Regions from separate parts of the Homo sapiens genome. Here all the other regions are linked to region 1. A link is a contact called in ENCODE Hi-C or POLR2A ChIA-PET data. All regions are on one chromosome and are shown on one strand. Each heading gives the region's core, a stretch centred on a gene start or an enhancer-like site at or near the end of the contact. The rest is flanking DNA. Distances are from core to core; before and after follow the strand shown. Region 1 holds the start of ZEB2-AS1 (ZEB2 antisense RNA 1). Region 2 has its middle 530 kb from the start of LINC01966. Region 3 overlaps ARHGAP15 (Rho GTPase activating protein 15). Region 4 overlaps ARHGAP15 (Rho GTPase activating protein 15). Region 5 overlaps LOC100505498 (a long non-coding RNA gene).

What was found. A loop is a pair of places that touch in the nucleus more often than their neighbours do. ChIA-PET counts read pairs that join two places held with the same protein, here RNA polymerase II (POLR2A). Pooled maps may share reads with other maps.
Region 2: a loop to region 1 is called in a map of OCI-LY7, with 4 times the contacts of the local background. The contact joins the enhancer-like site here to the promoter of ZEB2-AS1 in region 1. A Hi-C loop is called at or near these places in 2 of 168 maps with a recorded cell type or tissue (OCI-LY7 and naive thymus-derived CD4-positive, alpha-beta T cell), 4 of 37 single-sample maps with no recorded cell type and 9 of 50 pooled maps. POLR2A ChIA-PET finds 5 or more read pairs at or near these places in 3 of 52 experiments (A549, BJ and OCI-LY7).
Region 3: a pooled map shows a loop between it and region 1 (5-fold over the local background). The contact joins the enhancer-like site here to the promoter of ZEB2-AS1 in region 1. A Hi-C loop is called at or near these places in 2 of 168 maps with a recorded cell type or tissue (IMR-90 and aorta), 3 of 37 single-sample maps with no recorded cell type and 12 of 50 pooled maps.
Region 4: a map with no recorded cell type shows a loop between it and region 1 (11-fold over the local background). The contact joins the enhancer-like site here to the promoter of ZEB2-AS1 in region 1. A Hi-C loop is called at or near these places in 5 of 37 single-sample maps with no recorded cell type and 9 of 50 pooled maps.
Region 5: a map of IMR-90 shows a loop between it and region 1 (5-fold over the local background). The contact joins the enhancer-like site here to the promoter of ZEB2-AS1 in region 1. A Hi-C loop is called at or near these places in 1 of 168 maps with a recorded cell type or tissue (IMR-90) and 7 of 50 pooled maps. POLR2A ChIA-PET finds 5 or more read pairs at or near these places in 1 of 52 experiments (activated CD4-positive, alpha-beta T cell).

What each region holds. Positions count from the first base shown.
Region 1 is chr2:144,517,359-144,521,249 of GRCh38, reverse strand. It overlaps ZEB2-AS1 (ZEB2 antisense RNA 1), which reads right to left and starts at 1,636. Exons shown (of 4, transcript NR_040248.2): 1 at 1,576-1,636; 2 at 1,140-1,291; 3 at 965-1,035; 4 at 351-496. It overlaps ZEB2 (zinc finger E-box binding homeobox 2), which reads left to right and starts at 1,131. Exons shown (of 10, transcript NM_014795.4): 1 at 1,131-1,311; 2 at 3,831-3,891. RefSeq lists an enhancer at 3,401-3,891.
Region 2 is chr2:145,409,775-145,413,665 of GRCh38, reverse strand. No RefSeq gene overlaps it. Among named protein-coding and RNA genes, the nearest start is that of LINC01966, 530 kb to the right of the region's middle. RefSeq lists an enhancer at 1,267-1,426. Within about 2 kb of position 2,030, at least 3 of the 41 ENCODE cell types and tissues checked have a DNase peak (open chromatin) inside an H3K27ac peak, as active enhancers do; they include OCI-LY7, where a contact is called at or near this core.
Region 3 is chr2:143,703,554-143,707,444 of GRCh38, reverse strand. All of the region lies in intron 13 of ARHGAP15 (Rho GTPase activating protein 15), which reads right to left. All of the region lies in intron 4 of ARHGAP15-AS1 (ARHGAP15 antisense RNA 1), which reads left to right. Among named protein-coding and RNA genes, the nearest start is that of ARHGAP15-AS1, 71 kb to the left of the region's middle. Within about 2 kb of position 1,929, at least 3 of the 41 ENCODE cell types and tissues checked have a DNase peak (open chromatin) inside an H3K27ac peak, as active enhancers do; they include IMR-90, where a contact is called at or near this core.
Region 4 is chr2:143,728,203-143,732,093 of GRCh38, reverse strand. The region is part of intron 13 of ARHGAP15 (Rho GTPase activating protein 15); the gene reads right to left. All of the region lies in intron 4 of ARHGAP15-AS1 (ARHGAP15 antisense RNA 1), which reads left to right. Among named protein-coding and RNA genes, the nearest start is that of ARHGAP15-AS1, 46 kb to the left of the region's middle. RefSeq lists an enhancer at 2,560-3,180. Within about 2 kb of position 1,758, at least 2 of the 41 ENCODE cell types and tissues checked have a DNase peak (open chromatin) inside an H3K27ac peak, as active enhancers do.
Region 5 is chr2:145,156,588-145,160,478 of GRCh38, reverse strand. The region is part of intron 3 of LOC100505498 (a long non-coding RNA gene); the gene reads right to left. Among named protein-coding and RNA genes, the nearest start is that of LINC01966, 280 kb to the right of the region's middle. Within about 2 kb of position 2,023, at least 11 of the 41 ENCODE cell types and tissues checked have a DNase peak (open chromatin) inside an H3K27ac peak, as active enhancers do; they include IMR-90, where a contact is called at or near this core.

The DNA.
Region 1 (3,891 bases), core at 387-2,886:
TGGATTACGACAGAAGCGTCACGTTGGAAGCTTTTGAGTGATTATTTAATTAACCATACAGTAGAAAGCTGTATTCTCCAGGAAATCCCTTCCATATTTGCATAACCAATCCCTTCAGAGCAAAGGTGGAGTCTTTTCTTTTTAATCTTACTTTAATTGTAATATCAAAAAATATATACTCCAAAACTTAGACCCCATGCCGTTTAATATCATGCTCTCCCTTCCCTGCTAAGTTTCTCTATGGCCTTTCTCGTTTCTCCTCCTGCCTCCCTACACACTCTCCCTTACTTTGTAGTGAGGTCTCCCCGAGGTGTAGAGAGATTCAGAGATCGGCCAACCGAGTGTTCTATTTTAATTTACTTAGAGACCCTTTATTAAAATGCCAAACTACTTTTTAATATTGGGATCCAGTCCAGAAATTCATCATGCACACACCCTAATACACATGCCCTAAGATGCAGCTCCCATGCAGCATTTTTTTTTCTGGCTCTGGTACCTAAAAAGAAAAAAATAACAATAAGAGAAAGGGCAGAGAACTTTGTTCCAGAAGCTGTACTGAGATACCTACACAATTTGATGTGCATCTCAAATCTGGTCATTAGAGATATCTGTATAAGAAGAGACTATCTGGATTGAGGACCCGGGATCTTTCCCTTTAACTTTCGCCCCTTGGAGTTCTCCAGTTCTGTGAATGGTGTGCACCGTTTTCCGCCCTGTACTCTGTAGGATTTAGTGATGAGGATAATGATGCCAAAGGCTTGACGGGCGGGGAGGGGGGGGTGGAGGGGGGGAGAAGGGAGGGAGGGGGGAGGGAGGCGAAGGCGAAAGGGAGGGAGAGGAGGAAGGGAGGGAGGTGGAATTTCATTTCTTCCACTAAAGCGTTTGCGGAGACTTCAAGGTATAATCTATCCCAGATCCTTTCCCAGAGAGAAACTTGGCGATCACGTTTTCACATGATGCTCACGCTCAGGGCGCTTCAATTATCCCTCCCCACAAAGATAGGTGGCGCGTGTTTCAGGGTCTCTCGTCTCTCTCCTACAGAAAAGAAAAAGAAAAAAATGTCATTAGAAGAGGCGTAACACGTCAGTCCGTCCCCAGGTTTGTGTTTCCTGGAGTGGCCGAAAGAGATCAGTTCTAACCTGCTCTGCAGGAATAACGGTCCTGCCTCCCGACACTCTTGGCGAGGTTTTTGTACAGTTTGCTCCGGGAGCTGTTTCTTCGCTTCCACCTTTTTCTCCCCCACACTTCGCGGCTTCTTCATGCTTTTTCTTCTCACCATTTCTGGCCAAAACTACAAACAAGACTTCGCAGGTAGGTTTTTTTTCCTCCCCTTTTCTCTCTTTTTATCCCTTTTTGGTGTGCTCGTCCTCCATCCTCCTTTTCTAATTTTCTCATTTTGAGTGGGGATGTGAGTCTGAAGTGAGAAGGGGTGTCCGTGGGTAGGAATTTCAGGTGGGTTTAGCTCCTTTATGGCAAGCTTTTCTCAAGAGTGGCTTCTTCGCTTTCTCTTACACTCACACTCTCTCTCCTTGCTTTTCTCTCCTTTTTCCCTCCCCCAAATAATTTCCCCTGTACCTGTTCATTCAGGTAACCAAAGGTGTCCTTTGCTATCCAGCCCAGGAAAAGTTTTATTGAGAATTATATGGCTGGAATAAAAACTCATCAAGGGGAGAGGTCCTGCTCTATTTTCGCATCTAGTTCCAATTCATTATATTCAGCAATTAGGACTTGGCAAATACCTGTTAATAATTACAAAACTTGGTCAGTTACAGACCTACAAATTCGGGGGCAAGTCTTTCTCTTAGACATGGCAGTTCATCCTCTCCCACCGAGAAGGCTGTTTTCTAAGCAGAAAGTTGTCTGTTTTTGTCTGCTTAGCGAGTTTCATTTCTTTATTTCATTCTTTGTGTGTGTATGTGTGTGAAGTAACACCTCACTTCTGTGATTATAAATAAAGAAGTGAAAGTCCTCATGGAACTTGAGTCGTTTACCAAAGTGGAGGGGGGGGCACTACAGCTGGGAAGAAAACTGCTGTCAGGATATCAGGGTTTTAAATTAGGATAACTTTTAAAATTGTATTTTTAGTGGCAAAGTAATATAGACATGGATTTAATAGAAGACACATACACACATATATCCCATTCCATACTTTGGCACTGAAAAGTCGAGAGAGAGATAGCAGGAGTTCCCAGGAACAGTGATGAGCCCGGCTAACATGAATGTGTTTATCTCCCACCTACTGATATATTTTACATGCTCCCCCTGTAATGATGAAGGCAAGATTACTAACTCCAGACTTAGGAGTAACAGGCAAAGATAAAGTTTACAGCACAAATGCCCTGTCTCTCTCTCTCACACACACACATGCCCATAAAACTAGCAACTTACTTTATTAAACATGTATTTATATGCAGTCGTGTGTCTCAGGATGAATATAGACAGGCCAGCTGTTTCATCCCAGACACTTGTGTGACCATTTCTTTATTTCAGGATTTCCCCTAACAATTTCAAATCAATAGGACAAGGAAAGAAATGATAAAATATGTCAAACTTAAAAGTCTCCTACTATGTATGCCTAGGTAAATTTAAGGTGCTTTCTAAAATATCCACTTCCCCTTCTCTCTGCCCCCCTCCCTTCACCCCTCTCAGCAAATGTGTGGAAACTGATACTCACTTTCCAGGTTTTCTGCAAAGCTTCTAGCACAGGAGACAATAGGTGTGGGGCGTGGGGACTGAGTGTGCCCGGCAGAGAAAGGGTTAATGGCCCTTGTGTTACAGTTTGCATCTGTTACATCTTTTATAGCCCCCTGTTTAAACTAATCCTCGAGGCACAGCATCTTCCCAACCTCCACCGAGTTTTCAGGATTCTCCTCCTCTCCTGCCTGCCTCCGAGGTCCCCCTTCTCCAAGTTTTGACAGTTTCAACTGAAAAAATGCAGCGCCTCTCTCGATTTTTAGGTACAAAAGTTTCGAAGCCAGAAAGGATACGATCATTTAGTAGAGCTTAAAAGTATTGCCGTAGTGGTTGGACTTTCTCTTTCCTTTCTTAAGGGAAAAAAAAAATTCTACTGGAACTATTTAAGGGAACCAGTGTGGGGGAGCATGTGTGTGAGTGAGGTGGGGGGAAATACTTAAGTAAATATTGTCAAAGTGGCGAGGGGGGGTGGGGTAAAGGACAGTGTCCAAAGAGGCTTATAATTATATTTATCATTGCGGCGTAAAACGGGAAATCTTAATTTGGGGGCGAGGGTGGGGGGAGGAAGAGACAGTGCCTCGATAAACTCCAAAAGGGGAGGGGAGGGGGCGCTGGGCGAGTGGGCTTCCTATAATTACTATTATCAATTTGCCCGAGTGTGCTTCATCCAGGGGCTGTTTCGCGTTGTTTGTTTGTTTGTTTCCTCTGGGAATTGGGGGGTGGGGGGATGAGAAAAGATGAGAACGAAAAGAAAACCTCGCCTCACCCCAAGTTCCCGAGCCGGGGGCTGAGGACTTTTCGAAGGAAAGGGTCCGCCTAGCCCTGAGTCAAGCGGTCTTACTGTACCGCCGTGTGCATTCCCTCATACGGTCAGGAGTTATGACTCATTTTGAAGATGTAATTCTTGTCTCTCTGATCCCCTCGCGGGTGCAACACACCAAACAGTAACAAACACAAAGCGCCTCGGGGCCAAGGCTGGGGGTGGGGGGCGGGGAGGGGGCCGCCGAAGTTTCGCTTTGGCGTTGGGGGGCGCGGATGGGTGCTCGCCGGGGCCCTGGCCCGGCTCCCCTGGGCGGCCCGCGCGCGTTTCAATGGGCGCGGGCGATGCCCACATTGTCGCTGTGTTTGGTTGCTAGATCGAGCCTGCGTGCTGCCGAAGCAGGGCGCCGAGTCCATGCGAACTGCCATCTGATCCGC
Region 2 (3,891 bases), core at 781-3,280, 890 kb before region 1:
TTTTACTCCCAATACTAATTGGGTTGACTAATCTGTCGAATTTGAGTTAATTGAAAGAACAATTACCATTGGTGGACTGGACTTAAATATGGTAAGCCTTTAAAAGAGAGACTAGGTCCTTCCTGAAGAGGAAGGTTTAAAGCAGCAGACACTCTCCTGCTTGCCTGAAAGAAGGAAGTTGCCATGTTGTAAGAGGTCTATGGAGGGTGCCATATGGCAAGGACCTGAGAGAGGCCTCTGGCAGCTGAGAGTGCTCCCTGGACATCAGCTGGCAAGAAAACAAGAGCTTCAGTCATAGAGCTGCAAGGAGTTGAATTCTGCCAACAACCATGTGAGTTTGGAAGAGAATCCTGAGTTACAAAGAGTAATGCTGCCTAAATGACACTTTGTTTGCAGCCTTGGGAGGCATGGAGGAGAGGTCCCAGTGAAGCCAGACTCCAGACCTACAGAAATGAGAAGGAATAAATATGTGTTATCTTAATCAGCAAAGTTTGTGATAATTTGTTATGCAGCCATAAAAAACTAAGACAATCACCACACCCAAATGCCCTTTATTGTTCTTTTTACCTGTTAATTTCATCTTTCTAATCTCACCTTCTTCATGAAGCTTTAAATACAATCTCCTTGCATAATAATCCCACATATCTTACTACCTTTAGCACATATTGTCTGAGCAAGTGATAGAATACGTAGTAGCGGCAACGTTTTCTCTTTGAATCATATCTTCCCAGTTGAGAAAAGAGTTCTTTCAGTAGAGGAACCATCTCCTACACTTATTTATATACCCCACAGCCCTTAAAAGTGTCACTGGTTATAAGAGATACTCAATAAATAATTAACAAATTACTCATAACTTCACTTTTACAATATGTCATGGTCATTATATCACTATTCAAATCATCTCTTATGAATTCTGAAGCACATGGTAAGGAAAAAATGAAGACTCCATAGTTAGAGTCAACTGGCCAGATGACATCTTAGACTTCAAAATACTGCATCAGCAAACTCCAATTTATATCAGTTGTACATAATATTCTTCAGGAAAAAGTATAGCAAAACTTCTGAACTCAAAGCCCATAGAACTTTTGTAAAATTTTCTGGCTATTATATTTGCCAGTAAGCAAGGAGATTTGTAGAATACAACTTTGATGCACACAGACTCGGAAGACAGCTGAAAAGAAGCTAAGGCAGAGCACATGTGTGCTGTTTATAGGCAAACACGTGCCACATCACCCACTACCCAGGTGGACATATCTCCTCTAAAGCTGTAATGGCGAGTCAAGTAACCTGTTCAAAAACCCCACAATCTCCTAACCACAGCCACCTGGCTTGTAATTATAGACTTTATTATAAATAGATATAAGCTTTGAGTGATTAGTTATTGTGTACAAAGTATTCAACCGTGGACCACCTGATTTTCACATACTGCTGTACCTTCTCCTTCCTTTGATGCATCTTGGCTATTAATGGAAAAACACCTGTTTCCTGATAGTTCTCTGAGCTATAGAGACGTACATTTATATAGAAACAGCTGGGAGAAAGGTCCTTGTGAAGGACAACAAAATCCAATTCTTACCATCACAAAACTTCCTCCTGGAGCTGCTGATGGAAGCAGTTAAGCCTGCCTTGCATCACTCCTACACAAGCTACAACAAACAAAGTGAAGCTAGGGAGAGTCTTTAACTACTGTGGAAGGATTAAGAAAATCCTACAGCAATAAGGCTGGGATTTCCATTTGATCCTAGAAACAGAAAACGTTTCTAAACCCACAGGTGAATGACATAAACGGAAAGCCAGGAGCGAGGCTGCAAGTGTTTATTGCGTTCCTCTCACATCTTTTTTCAGCACCTGCACATACCTACAGTCTTTCCTCCCCAATGCCCAGGAGCACGGGACATCCAGCTACACTGATAAACTAGCAGCAGCTCAAGAAAATGAATGATGACAGGAAATGAAAGTGACAGTGACAGTTTGTGGTTGTTTGATTTCTTAAATGCAATGAATGGTGGCCACAGAGTTTCCTGTCAACAAGTGTCTGGATAGAAAAATGAAAAAGCAATCAAAACAGTAACTGACACTTCAGGGCATTTCAGGGAAGCCCAGGGCTCACTGTGCAACAAAACCACCTGCTTAGTGTTCTCCATGGGAACTACCACTCACCCTGAGAGGAATTATCAGGATAAAGCCAAGGTGGGTGGGTGCAATGCCAGCTCATTAGTTTAATCTCCAAGGAAAGGTGGACCAAATGATAAAATTCTGGACTAAATGACCTCTGTGGTCAAATCCAGTGCAATGCTCTGTGGTCAATTCCAGTGTAAAGATTCTAGAAATAATACAGGATGAAGGGGTAGGAAATGTGACCCTAATGCAGATACCATTAGTAATTTAATTATAGGAACTTCAATTAATTTACTTCTCTCTGCCTTAATCCCTCCTCATGTAAAAATGCTACCCTTCCTTTCTGTCTTTAAGCCAGAAATCTGCTAGTTGTATGAGTTACAGGAAGAAGATCCACAATATTAGAGACACAGGGAATTAATAAACAATCGTATACAAGTATCTGGAAAAAGAGAAGAGCACTGAATTTGATATTGAACACGTTTTCTTGGCCTAATGAACATAACTGCATCCCACCATGTTTTCATCTCATCTCTCCCCTGTGACATCCCTACTGTCAAGCCAGAGTTCTTGCCATTTTCTGCTTTGAATCTTGATCTAGCCCTACCTCTTGACTTTATCCCAGTCTGATTTCCACTTCTATCAACTCTATCTAAGTGCTAGCTCCCCGTTCTCCAGCAAGTGGCCCTGCCTATCACCTTCACCCCAATGCGTTCCTCTCCACTCAGAGAAATGTGAACCTGTATCGCATGGTGTAGCCTTTCTTCTTGAAATTCTTCTCTCCTTTTTTTAATCCTTAAAAAAGAAAATGCTTTAGAGAAATATGACTGTAATTAACAACTGACAAAAATATCTGGGCTTGAGCTGAAGTGGGAAATCACAAACGTTAGTTACTTATTTTCTCATGCAGTTACCATTTGTTCTCTTTTCTCAGGGAAGTTGAAAGACCTGAGGTTCAAACTTAATAAGGCCCCATACTGTTTCTAAGAGTATTTGCAACATGTAAAGTATAAGTCAGTGCATTGCTGATATTTAAATTTGTTTTCACTCATCTGAGCTATTACACAGTATGCAATCCCTAAACCCTTCATAATAAAGAACACACATTTCTCAGCCACGAAAGGGAATGAAAGATTCAGCAATTTAAGCTCTCCGGTACTAGAAAGGTGACAAAACATTTATGTGTATCCAATCCATTCCACTGATTTGGCTCCAACATTAGGAGGGACTGCCTCAGGCAGAGACATTTTGCTATATACACATTCTTGGGAATTAGCAAATGGCCCATAGTGATGACAGCAACATCCTTCAAAACACTCAACTTTACTAAATGGATTTCACAAATACATTTTCTCTTTCTGAAGAATGTTTTTTTAAGTCTAACTGATAGTACAAATACTTGTTGCCTTTTTAAAAAGAAAATTCCAAGAAACCAAGGAGTAAGCTATAAACAAATCATTTTCACTTGTGTAAGAATGGCTGTGTAACCTGTGTTCTACCAGTTATCTTCATGTTTTTCATTGATTTTTACAATCCATTGTCCATGGTAAGTTACTCTAGGAGAGTGATGTGCTAAGGAGGTCATGACATGAAATTTAATATTTAAAATACCAGTCTTTACATACCAAATAAGCAGGAAAAATTCACTATCTGAATCATTTTTACTCCTTGGATGGCATGTAAAGATCTCTGGATTCTGGTCTCAATCTTGTAAATAAGCAATTTTGACATCTAGAGTAAGTCACTTAGTTTTTATACCTCCAACTTTCTTTA
Region 3 (3,891 bases), core at 680-3,179, 810 kb after region 1:
TGTCTGTTTTTGGAAAACAGAGAAAAGAGCACCCTTCTAAACAATATCTCATTTTGCTTTTAAAAATAATGCTATCAGGGGGACTATTTTCATAAGTACTTATCATTGAAATCTCAGATGTATCTCTATGGCTGACTGGATATGGGAGACAAATGAAAACTGTGTGGACTTTTCCTTTGAAAAATCTCAAGATTTTGGCCATTTCTTTCCTTTTGACGTCCATCACTCCAATCCAATTGCAACTCCCCTGGGACCTCCTGGGTTCTCTCCTCTTTCTACCTCTTTCATCCTATACTCTGCTGTCAGATGACTCTTACATTAACACTGAGCACATCATGCAATTTTCTGGTTCATAAAAGGTTAACGATTCCCTAGTTATTATTTAACCCCTTTACTGGCTCTCAACCACCAGCTACTATCCATCAGCAAGTAAACCATCTTGCTAGGTCCTCCTTCCCACTAACTTCATCTTCACTCTGCCTCTCTGCCTTTCCAAAGAAGCAGGCTATAGGAAAATGCATTTGACACTTGTATTTTATAGAGACAGTTTTGCCATTTATATGATGATTCAGAAGGTACCAGAGGACCTTCCAGGGCCTATCACTGTAATGTCAGTTTGTGAAAATGGCTATTAATAAAGGTTTCTGGCTGACGGGATCTTGAGATGATAGCTTATTCCGAATTCCTGGTCTTAAGCTATGATAGCAGATGCATAGAACTTGACCCTGAGTTTGATTAAGAATGAAGACTCTGGACTCTGAGACTAGTCAGCCTGTGCAGCCATTGTGCAACCTTATGCTTAATATAATCACAATCCTTTAAAAATTCTGGCTTTTGTGGATAGGATTTGCATTTACCTTCTAGTCCAACTGTGCCGCATTAAGCTTTCCCAGTTGATAGCTGATCTGCTTTGAGGAGTGCATTTAACTCAGAGCTCTGCAAAAATGGAGTGCTTTTCTGTTGACTGTAGAGTACGTAGGTCAAGTGGAATTTTTGGCACTTCATTACATTCCCTGACCCTCACTAAACAAACTTCAAAATATATATATTTGCAACAATTTGGAATAAACACTACATACAAGGGTTGACGATAGATTTTCTGAAGAACTACCAAATGCATTAAGACTAAGGAAAACATTCTAATGATTCTTTCAAACACGAATATATTTAAATTCCTGTTAAACAATCTTCTTATTTAGTCTTCTCAGGCTTTGATGACACGCCACGATTGGCTGTTTATCAAAAACTTAGCAAAAAAATGCTTAACAAGATATAATTGTGTGCACACACTCGTGCATAATTAAACCCAGTTTATAAATTGGTACAGGGTGAAATATAGTCATACCACCCAAGAAAGGTTGGTGGCTAGCAAACAACACTTCTTCCCATGTATAATAATCAATCTTAAAATGTGAATACTGTGAAGTGATATAATAATCTGATCTTAAATCTTAATTTAAAACATCTATTTCCATCTCTATTGAACTAAATGAAAGTTCTGACAAGATTAGGAAATTAACTGGGATGTAAAAAACAGGATCAGGCATTAATTGTTAAAACTGGGATTATGTGGCCTGGACATGGACGATCGTCATCCTTTGAAGGTTTTTAACTAGATAGATTCTCTTCTGTGTGTTTTATTTATTTTATTTGAAGGAGGATTTAGCTGACTCTTAGTTTCTTTATTTTATAGCTATTTCTTCAGTTGAAAAAAAAGGGAATAATTGGGACAGAGTAACGGATATTTCTCAAGAACTTTAAGACAAGGTATTGCATAGCATTAAAGGGTATACTTTTCCATTTGTTTTATGACTTTGTCCAGTTAAAGTTACTGAGATAAGCACTCCAGTATTTACTTGTAACTTGAAACCGCTTTCATGGTGTGTCTGGATCCTAAGGGAAAAGAATTAACATTTGAGGAATGCTTACCTTGTGCCAGGCGTTTTATATGCATTATCTCATTTAATTCTCATAACCACAAGATATGGTTGATAGTATTTAATCCGATTTTACTTGCCTGAGATCATAATGGGAGTAAAGCATAGAGCAAGGATTTGACTCTAGGTCTCTCTTTCTATTTCTTTAAAGCCCAAGATCCTTTCACTAAACCACATTGGATTTCTCACCGTAGCCAGTATGTGGGAGTGACAAGAAGGAACACTCTAATAGTAAGAGATTTTCTGAACTTTAAGATAAAGTTCCCCTTTTGAGAGTAAAATAAGACAGAAAATGATGAGTCAGATTAAAACATGTTCCCTAACGCAATGAACTGGTTTAGCAAGTTATGGACTGTGTATACCATGAAATACTATTGACATCATTAGAAATAATAAGATAAGTCTGTTTAATGAAATAGAAGTCTGTATATGAGTTACAAAATAGTTGTATAATAATATGTGCAATATGATGTACTTTAACATTAGAAGCAACCATACACACATATGTTTGCATGTGTTTAGGAACAGGTCAGGAAGGATACATACAAAAATGTTAGTTACTTCTGTTCAGCAGGCTAAGAGTGGTAGGCAGATTTCAGTTTTTAAATGTAAATGCATCACTGTTGCTTAATTTTGGGGGGTGCAATTGCATGTATTACATTCACAATGAAAAATCATGTAATAGATTAGTTGAATAATCTGTAGGAATGACTCATCCCAAATTATGAGTGATTGAGGTGTTTAAGGAGATTTAATCTCACAAAAGCAAAACTGCTCAATCTATTTGAACCTCTGTCAGGCTTCAATTTTACTATGCATATATCATGAAAGCTAAAACCTCATAACTTGCGTTGCACTCTGCCTTATCTGAAGAAGGTGTTAACAGAAGGCAAATGAGTAACAGTCATTTCAGACTTAACATGTCCAAAATAGAGCTCTCAAACCTGCTTTTCCTACTCAACTTGTTCCTCTCTGCAGTTTTACCCATCTCTGCGATACTATCGCTTCTTCACTTGCCCAAGTTGAAACCCAAAATTTGCACACTTGATTTCTCCTTTCCTTTCCCAATGGTATCCCAACCAGCAGCAAGTCCAGCCTGATCCATCTCCACAATATCTCTACCCATTTCTCTCTGAGGGCTCCACTCAAGCCACCAATATCTCCTGCCTGTACTACTGTGGTTGTCTGCCATTAGGTCTTCCTCTCTTCACCTTTGCAATGCATTCTCCACTTAGCAGCCAGATCAATCTTTTACACTCCCTCAATTGTAGCATTCTTCAGTGGTTCTTCCTTGAATTTAGAATAGAATCCAAATCTCTCACTGTGGACCACAAGAACCTATGTGATCTGATGCTAGTGTGATACTTGGGACTTCAGCTCCTGATCCCATCTTGCCTCCACATTTGGGCCTAGCAGTTCGGGTTTAATTTCTGCTTTTCAAATACTTCCAGCTCTTAGGGGCTTCTAGGGCTTTACATTTGCCTTTTTTTTTTTTTTTTCCTGGAAGACTCCTCTCTTAGCTATTTACATGGATAGCACCTTATCAATCTGAGCCAACATTTTACAGATGAGGAAATTGGTTGCAGAGGGTTTAAGTAACTTATTTGTGGCCCCAGCACGTGGTACATGGTGGGGCTGAGTTTTGAATCCATGTCTGAATCATTTCATGTTCTTTCATTATGTTAGATAACAAAGTCAAGATGACCCATCCCAGGGTCCAGGCGATGGTTCTGACAAGCAATCAGCAAACATATACTAGTTGAAAGGGCCTTGAAAAATAAGTTATTTCAGAAGTTCCTTTTGTAGATTGTCCTTCCTATCCCTAACACATTCTCCAGCTTCTGCAGAAAGACCTAGTTCAGCTACAAGGGAAAATACGAGATGTACGCATTTGGAAACTCTTGCCTTAGAGATGTGAAATTCAATATTGCCCATTTAGGAAATGACTATAAAA
Region 4 (3,891 bases), core at 509-3,008, 790 kb after region 1:
AGGTTCCAAATCATTCATTCATTCATCTGTCTAATTCACAAATATTTAGTGATTTTTATGTGCAAGTAACTCTGAGAAGGAAGGCAATTTTGCATAGAAGCTGGCCACAGGGGCTCTGGATTCAGACATACTTGCATTTTAAATACTGACCCCATCACTTTTAGTTGGTTGATCTAGGAAAATAACACCTTCTCTCTGGATGCTAGATTTTGCTTCCATAAATTGAGGATAATAATGACTTTACATGGTTGTTGAATTGAGAACATGTATTTAAAATTTTTCAGCAAGATATGGGACATATGGTTAGTATTCAATAAGTTGTGTCTATTCGTGCTATTCTGCAAGAATCAAAAAATAATAAGCATAGCCTTTGCCCTAAATTCACTATGCTATATGCAAGCATCAAATTCACCTTTACAGCTATTCATAAGAAAGGCTATGAATTCAAAGTATGGAAAAGTCTCTGCAGTTAGGACCAGATCTCTGAATAGCAGATCTAAAAGAGCAGGATATTGAGCCAGGTCCTCTGAAGAAGTGGTAGAATCTGGGATAGGCAGAGAGCGCACAGAGGAACCTGAACTGGAGGGACGAGTGTGGAGAAAGTCCTAGAGAGGGAGATGTATGAGGCATGACTGGAATTGATGAGAAAATTCATTCATTTGGTGGAAAAGAAAAGCCTTCTTATATGGAGGTAATAGAGACCACCAGGCAGAGCTAAGAAAATGAAGCACCAACAATTTGATAGAAAAGGAATCTCTGTGATGGAATTACCCCCATTGGAAACCAGAAAATCTAACAACTCTAACTGTATTTAACGACCTAGAATAATTAGTCAGTTGGAGCTCAAATGCCTTCAAGGTAGTTTATTTCCATTTTCTTTCCACAATTTAAAGTAAATTTGGGTTATAGAACATGCAAAGTGGCTAGATGACTTGGGAAAGTCCCAAGTTTGCTCATCTTTGAAATGAGAGGATTGAGCAGTTTCCTTTCTAGCGTTTCACCTCTAAAACCAATAGACCATTTCCCTCTTAAAAATGAGGATAAAAGTCAACTATTACTCTCTATTGCTGCTCCACTTCTACTGGCCTCTTGGATGTCTCTGGTTAAACTCCCAGATGTCTGCAATAAATTCTGTGCACACTGAATCAAAAAAAAAAAAAAAAAGCCTTTTTCCCTTTTTTTTTTTTTTTTTTTTTTTTTTAAAGGAGTGCTCTAGGTGTTGACTGGACTGAAATTGCACAAAATTAAAAACAAAACCAACCCCTTCCCACACACCACCCAAACAAAAACCTTCTATATGTATCTGGAAGCCACTTTACTACTTCCTGATTTTTAGACTCAACAGTTACATTTTTAAAGAGACACTGCACTGTGGAATATAAACGTGTGAAATCTAAATACAAAATATAATGAAGCCCCTTGAACCAAGTCATGCAATGAGAAAATTTTAGGGCAGCCAGGCACTTTTGACTTTTGAACTCTATTTCTAGCTGTACTGCTGTTATTTGGTGGGTTTCGAGATGAGGCCAGCAACTTCCTAAGTGGCTTAGTTCACTCATTTTCAGAAGACACCCCTTATTCTCATGTTTGCAGCATCCTTCTTATAAGGGGCTTAGGATATTTAAGCCTCAACATTGTCCAATACGGAATAGTATACAGTCTTTATGAATTACCAGTTTGAAAGACAAAGAAATATTGCATACTTTTGTGTCAGCACGGGAAACACCCTTTTGTGAGTCACTCTCCAGCAAACTGAAAGAGACATACGATTACAGTGTGTGTCTAGGCCTTTCTAAGCCTCCAGCTCTAGGGACAATGAAGAACAGTAGAGGATGGTGGCTGGCACCAAGCACAGGTGACCAGAGAAATATCTTCTCACTTTGGCTGCGTTGTGGCAGCTCTTATTTTGGAATTTCTACTCTAGTATATGCCCAGTCATGTTACTAACAAACCCTTTTATATCTTCAAAGTAGCTTTCTATATATGGTGGTCTTTATCTTCTTTGAAAGCCATTCATTAGAACACTCCAAGTAATCTGATTTTCCTCTGTTCTCAATTCCTTGCCTCTTCTGTTTTTCTAAAGTCCAATTCCTGACCTCTATTAATACCTTTAGGACTCCTCTGTGGTCTTACCCCACTTTCTAGAACACATACTTATTTATGATTTCTCCCTCTCACCTCACAAAAAATCCCTAAACTTATACTTCTTCCAGAAAACTTCCTGGCTAAATGGAAGACTAGTCAAGATAACTTTCAACATGTACTTTCTAAAAATGCATTTAGTCACTTTGATTTAAGGCAATCTAAATCATTATTTCACTTGGTTTTCAATCTGTGTCTGCAATATCTCTGCTTTGCTGTGATCTATCTTAGCTTGTAACTTTGTAGAGAGAGCAGGATGTGTCAAATTCATTTTGAGAATGCCTTTGTAAGGTGAAAATTTGTTTTTCACAGATCTCATATTTATTGAGCACCTACTACATGCCAAGCACTGGACCAGCTTCTAGCATTACAGGGATGAACAATATATGTTCACCACTGTGGAAATCATCAAAAGCAGTAGCTGTTTCAATAGAAGTAGGCGTAATATGCAATGATGGTAAAGACTTGGAAAACAAAAGTGAATCGGACCAGGCAACAGCCCTGCTGAAAATGTGGGTGGCCAGTGAAAGTTTCTCTCTAAGGCCTTTTGACTTGATGAAAGACTGTATTAAATTGAATGTCAAGCAGATTTGACCCAGGAAATAATGACCAGTGAACAACAAGCAGAGCCTGATTGATTTCTACTTCCTGCATTGCTTAATAATCCTTTTAAAAGTGTTATTGTAGATGCCCTTGATTAGGGAAATGCATTTCCATTTTCTGAGCTGTAGGGTCTAAAACTGTGTTTGCTTTCTTGCTTTGTTCTTGCTTGGGTCCTTCATTTATCAGAACAATACTAACAAATGGCTCTTTTCTCAGGTATGTGAGCCGCAGGGGTAACTCAGACCTAAATTGCCTTTTCACTTTTTTTCTTGCTATGCATGCACATGCAAAAACGTCCACCTTCAGACTTTTTACTGGTACATCGCGGAGGAAACTTGAGTGTCGGTTTAAGTCTGCGTAACTGAGACCATAGCTCTGTGGCTTTCACTGCACTTCCCAGTGCTGAGTAGACTGCTGGGATTCCACAAATAAATAATAAAAATAATAATGATTTTTCAAGCATTTGGAAATGCTGAGTTGAAAGGTGTGGTGTAAGTGCAATGTTTTATTGTGAGAGTGGTAGCTCACGCATTATCTGCTCCTAATGGAGGGCGGCAGTAATGGAGAGGGAGGCACTTATGCCTCTAGACCGGGGTCCCTGAAGGCGGGGTGGGGCTCGGTCGGGCACTGTGGTAACACTTACTGTACACAGGAACTGCTTCCTTCCAGTCTAGCAAGAAGGTATGAGAAGAGTCATGCTGCTGCTTGTTCCCCTAAACCTTACAAAGTCATCATTGTTTCATTCCCATAGAGGATGTGACTGAAAAATCATACTAGAAGAATACTCCAGACTTACAAATATTAATTTAGGTTTTAGTTTGGGGCTCAAATAAATACATCATTGGTACGGGGCATGTCAACAGCTTGGATGTGAATATACCCTTTGTGTGTGATATGGGCTGAGTTATCCCACCTAACCCCACCCCAATTTATATGATAAGGCACCAGCTACCGTTAGCTCAGAATGTGACTGCATTTGGAGACTGGGCCTTTAAAAAGGTCATTAAGTTAAAAATAAGGCCATTAGGGTGGATTTTAATCCAATTTGACTGATGTCCTTATAGAAAGAGGAAATTTAGACTCGCAGAGAGACACCAGGGAAAAAAAGCACAAAAGTAAAACCACGTGAAGGGTAAAACAGCAAGA
Region 5 (3,891 bases), core at 774-3,273, 640 kb before region 1:
GACCTTGAACTTGCAGAGAAGGATATATTTTATATTCCCCAGACAATTCACTTGAGAACATTTAAAAAAATAATATTTTGAATAATTTTAGCAACATGAATCAAAGCACACATTTCGTTGAATCTTTAGAAACTCTAAATCCTAGAATATCTTATTTCTCAAACACAGCAAATGCCATAAAGTGCCCTACCCTTAATCTGCAGAGTTGGTTCTGTGATCTGACTGGTGTCCACCTGCCATCATTTGCATCTATGTGCCTGGGGTTTTCATTTCTGGACCAAAGAAAGCTACTCTGTGCACACATGTCAGCTCAGAAATACCAAACATGAACACACCATCACCACTGCCACTCTCTTCCCCCACCCCTATCCAATAAGTCTTCATACAGTGAGTCTCAGGAGGTGGTATGTAAATATCTCAACTTTCTCACCTCTCAGATGGGGTCATTCTGAGGTGTGTGTTTTCTACTATATTCCAGAGGTCCCCTGCAGGATTAAGCTCCAGCCACACACAGTGATAGCTAGCTTAATAAAGCACTCTTTAATGGATGACTTCACTGCCCTGGGCCTCTCCCCTACCACCCTCAACTAGTGTTTCCTGCACCTCCCAAATAAACTGCTTGCCCTCGTGCCCTTATGTCTAGTTCAGCTTCTGGGGAAACCCAAACTAAGACACCAAGCATTTGCATTCACAGGGCTTCAACTACAGTGATAGTTAGATCCTCCTAGGCAGAAAGAGAAAGCGACAGCATGCATTTCTTCTCTTCTGGTGTTCTCTTTAGCCAAATTTGCCATATTTAACTGTTTTTACATGCAATCTTAGTAGACAAATTAAAGAGATTATTTAATAGTTTACACAAGTCCTATAATTCAGAATATGAATGCAACATATGAGTAGCTTATGTGTTGGCTCTGTTCTAGCCCTTGATCTGTAGGAGCAATAAACAATGTGAGTGCATGGGGGAAAATCTCACAGAAATAGCATTGTATCCACACCTGTGAAGAACAAGCATGGTTCGAGGATATTTCTAACTCTGGGGAGTGATAAAAGTATGACACCATAAGATATGCAATGCTATAAAGACATGAGTTAATTTTAAAATACTTTCTATACTATAAACTATTAGACAAATATAGGGCAGTGCTATTATTATAATGATGAATGGCATACACATGATATCATATGAAATAACCTAAAATCTGTTTCTAAAATATGAAAAAAAACTTTTCCTTATAATAAACTCTAATTTCTGAATCACCAAATCTTATTAGGGCTGCTTATACCTATGAAAACTATACCAATATTTAATTGACTTCAAAACTGATTAATAAAAGACTGTCTCCAACATGTATTTTGAACTAAATATTTTAGCATCCGCTTACCATGTCTATCAAAAATGCTTAATAAAACTTTTAGTGTGAGGCTTTATTAGTCCTTGATGTTAAATGTCTAGAATAATCTTCTTCTTAGGGATCCTTTCTAACTGCAAGTTTAAATTTTAAGGGCTTTTAAATTTGCCTTTTTGTTGTTTTGTTGGTTTTTCTTTTACAGCAATAAATGAGTCCACTACATGATTACTCTAAGCAACCTTTGATTTTAAATAAGTTCTCAGAGAAAACTAATAACTCTAAAATTTAGCACTTTCTTAAAAATCAAATCCATTTCTACATGATGTAATTTCTTTTCAAAATTAATTTTAAGGACTAGAAATTCTTCACTGCTAATTGGTACATTGGGTATAATATTTGTTTTTAGATACAGAGTAAACAATTTACTTTAGTATCAAGGAAACATAGTTAAGATTTTATTAGAATTCTAAAAATGAATAATAAGCCCAGCCCTGTGCTTGTTGTAATAGCTAAAATAAACTTGCTGCTCACACCATGGTGACTTAGCTAAGCTCTTCCTTCATTCCATCAAACTGCATGGGGCAGCAGCTGGGCTTCTTTCCGACACCCTTGGCATGTTTACTGCAGCCATGTAACTTAGTCTCAGAGGGCTGGGGCTGTTGCTAGGGCTTGGACCACACCTTCCTCCTGCTTACCTAAAGCCCATTGGTCATGATTTCATAATCAGGCAGTTTTGCACAATGTCAACATAGGGGCATTGACAAAAATATTATCTGTGTTTCTACAGGTGTTATATTTTTTGCTCCCCTAGTGACTACTAATCATTCAACTGGACTAAAATGATATATTTTAAAAAACAATGTCCTGGCATTGCTGAGAACATGCATATAAGGCCATGAAGGTCTACACAGCAAGGATTGCACAATAACCCATTAAAATAAACATTTGCAACCGCAGATAGCTGGACTGAAATCCTGCTCTGATACAAATAACATCTGGACAACTTTTTTTTGCATCTTCCAGCATAAAACACCCTTGAGAAAAAATAGAAGGAAAGCTAAAAGACAAAGGACCACTAAAGGTTTTATTATGTTATGGGTGTGGTGCCATAAATTTGAGGGGGCTCAGGCCAGAGTTGCCAAACCCGAATTTAAACAGCATGTTGTTTTTAAAAGTTGTAACACTGATGAGGAACAATTCAGTTTTCTTACATAATTAATCCAGTGTGAAATAGAGTGACTGGAAAACATCCAGTGGTTTAAAAATAACTCAATTATTTATAAGTTCCACAGTGCTATAGGATTCCACTCTAAGGAGTAGAAAGTGAAACATCTTGGTACCAAGTATGTTGTTCTTATTCAGCAAGGGCCTCAGGAAGTCAACATAAACAATCTCATAGTAAAAGATTATGCTGAGGCCAAAGACACTAAGGTTCCCTTGGATTATGGATCAGGCTAGTGGGCAGGAAAAAGTTTCTTTCCTTGACATTTATATATTGGTGATAAATAAATATTAGTATATCTTACTAATCCCCAAAGAACTGAACAATGTGAAGTGGGGGTATTAGGCTGCAGGGAACAGAGGGAAGAGGGGAGGAGGTCTGGGAAAGAAAGAAAAATGAGCCTCTTTCATAAGATCTATAACATAGGCTATGAATCATACATGACAGTGAATGGACTTTAATTTCTAATGTTGTTCTTTGATGTGAAGCAAAATAATTACAAGCTGAAAGATACTAGCAAGTATTATATTCAATATAAAGATAAAGAAATTAGCCATAAATAAACCCTTCTATAAAATCTCATGCTCAGGGCAGGCTCACAGCTAGCAACATACATTTGTGTCAGCTACAGCTGGCTGCTAAACAAAGGGAATGAAAGTTTGCTTCAGTTAATATTAAAATCTTGCAAAATATTTCACAGTTGTCTCAGGCATTTTTTTGCTCTTTTTTCTACTTAAAGGGGGCATGTGAGAGGTGGCAATAGTCTAAAAGGGCCAAGCCAGAAGTTAGAGCATGGATCTGTAAGGTGCCTTTAAAGGGCTAAGGAGCTTTACTAAGTCATGTGATTTACCTTAAATTCACCCTTTGTTTCAGCTAGAGTGCAGACATAAGTAAAAGAAGGAAGCAGACCTTTATTCATTTGGCCACTCCATCAACTGTGGGCCTAGTACGTTCCAAACTTACTGTATTTGTTTCTTTTATCCTTGGAAACAAACAAATATGAACCACGATTGTATAATTTACTTACTAGGCTAAACAAGCACGATTTTGATGTACTAATACCCATAACAACAAAAGTAGATGTCAGTTATTTAAACAAACTATTAAGTTGAGAACAGAAATTATTTCTTAAAAATGTATTTGTTGCTGATTCATGGATATAAACTGATAGATCAATTTCAGTAATTCCACTATAAGAAGAGATTATTTTCGTTGAGGAGCTGTGACAGTGGAAATATTGAAGGAAGGTAGTGAGAGAATTACAGTTCCAGGTGGTTGTAGTTATAATATCTAACTGCTATTAAGTGAAATTGTTTTAGC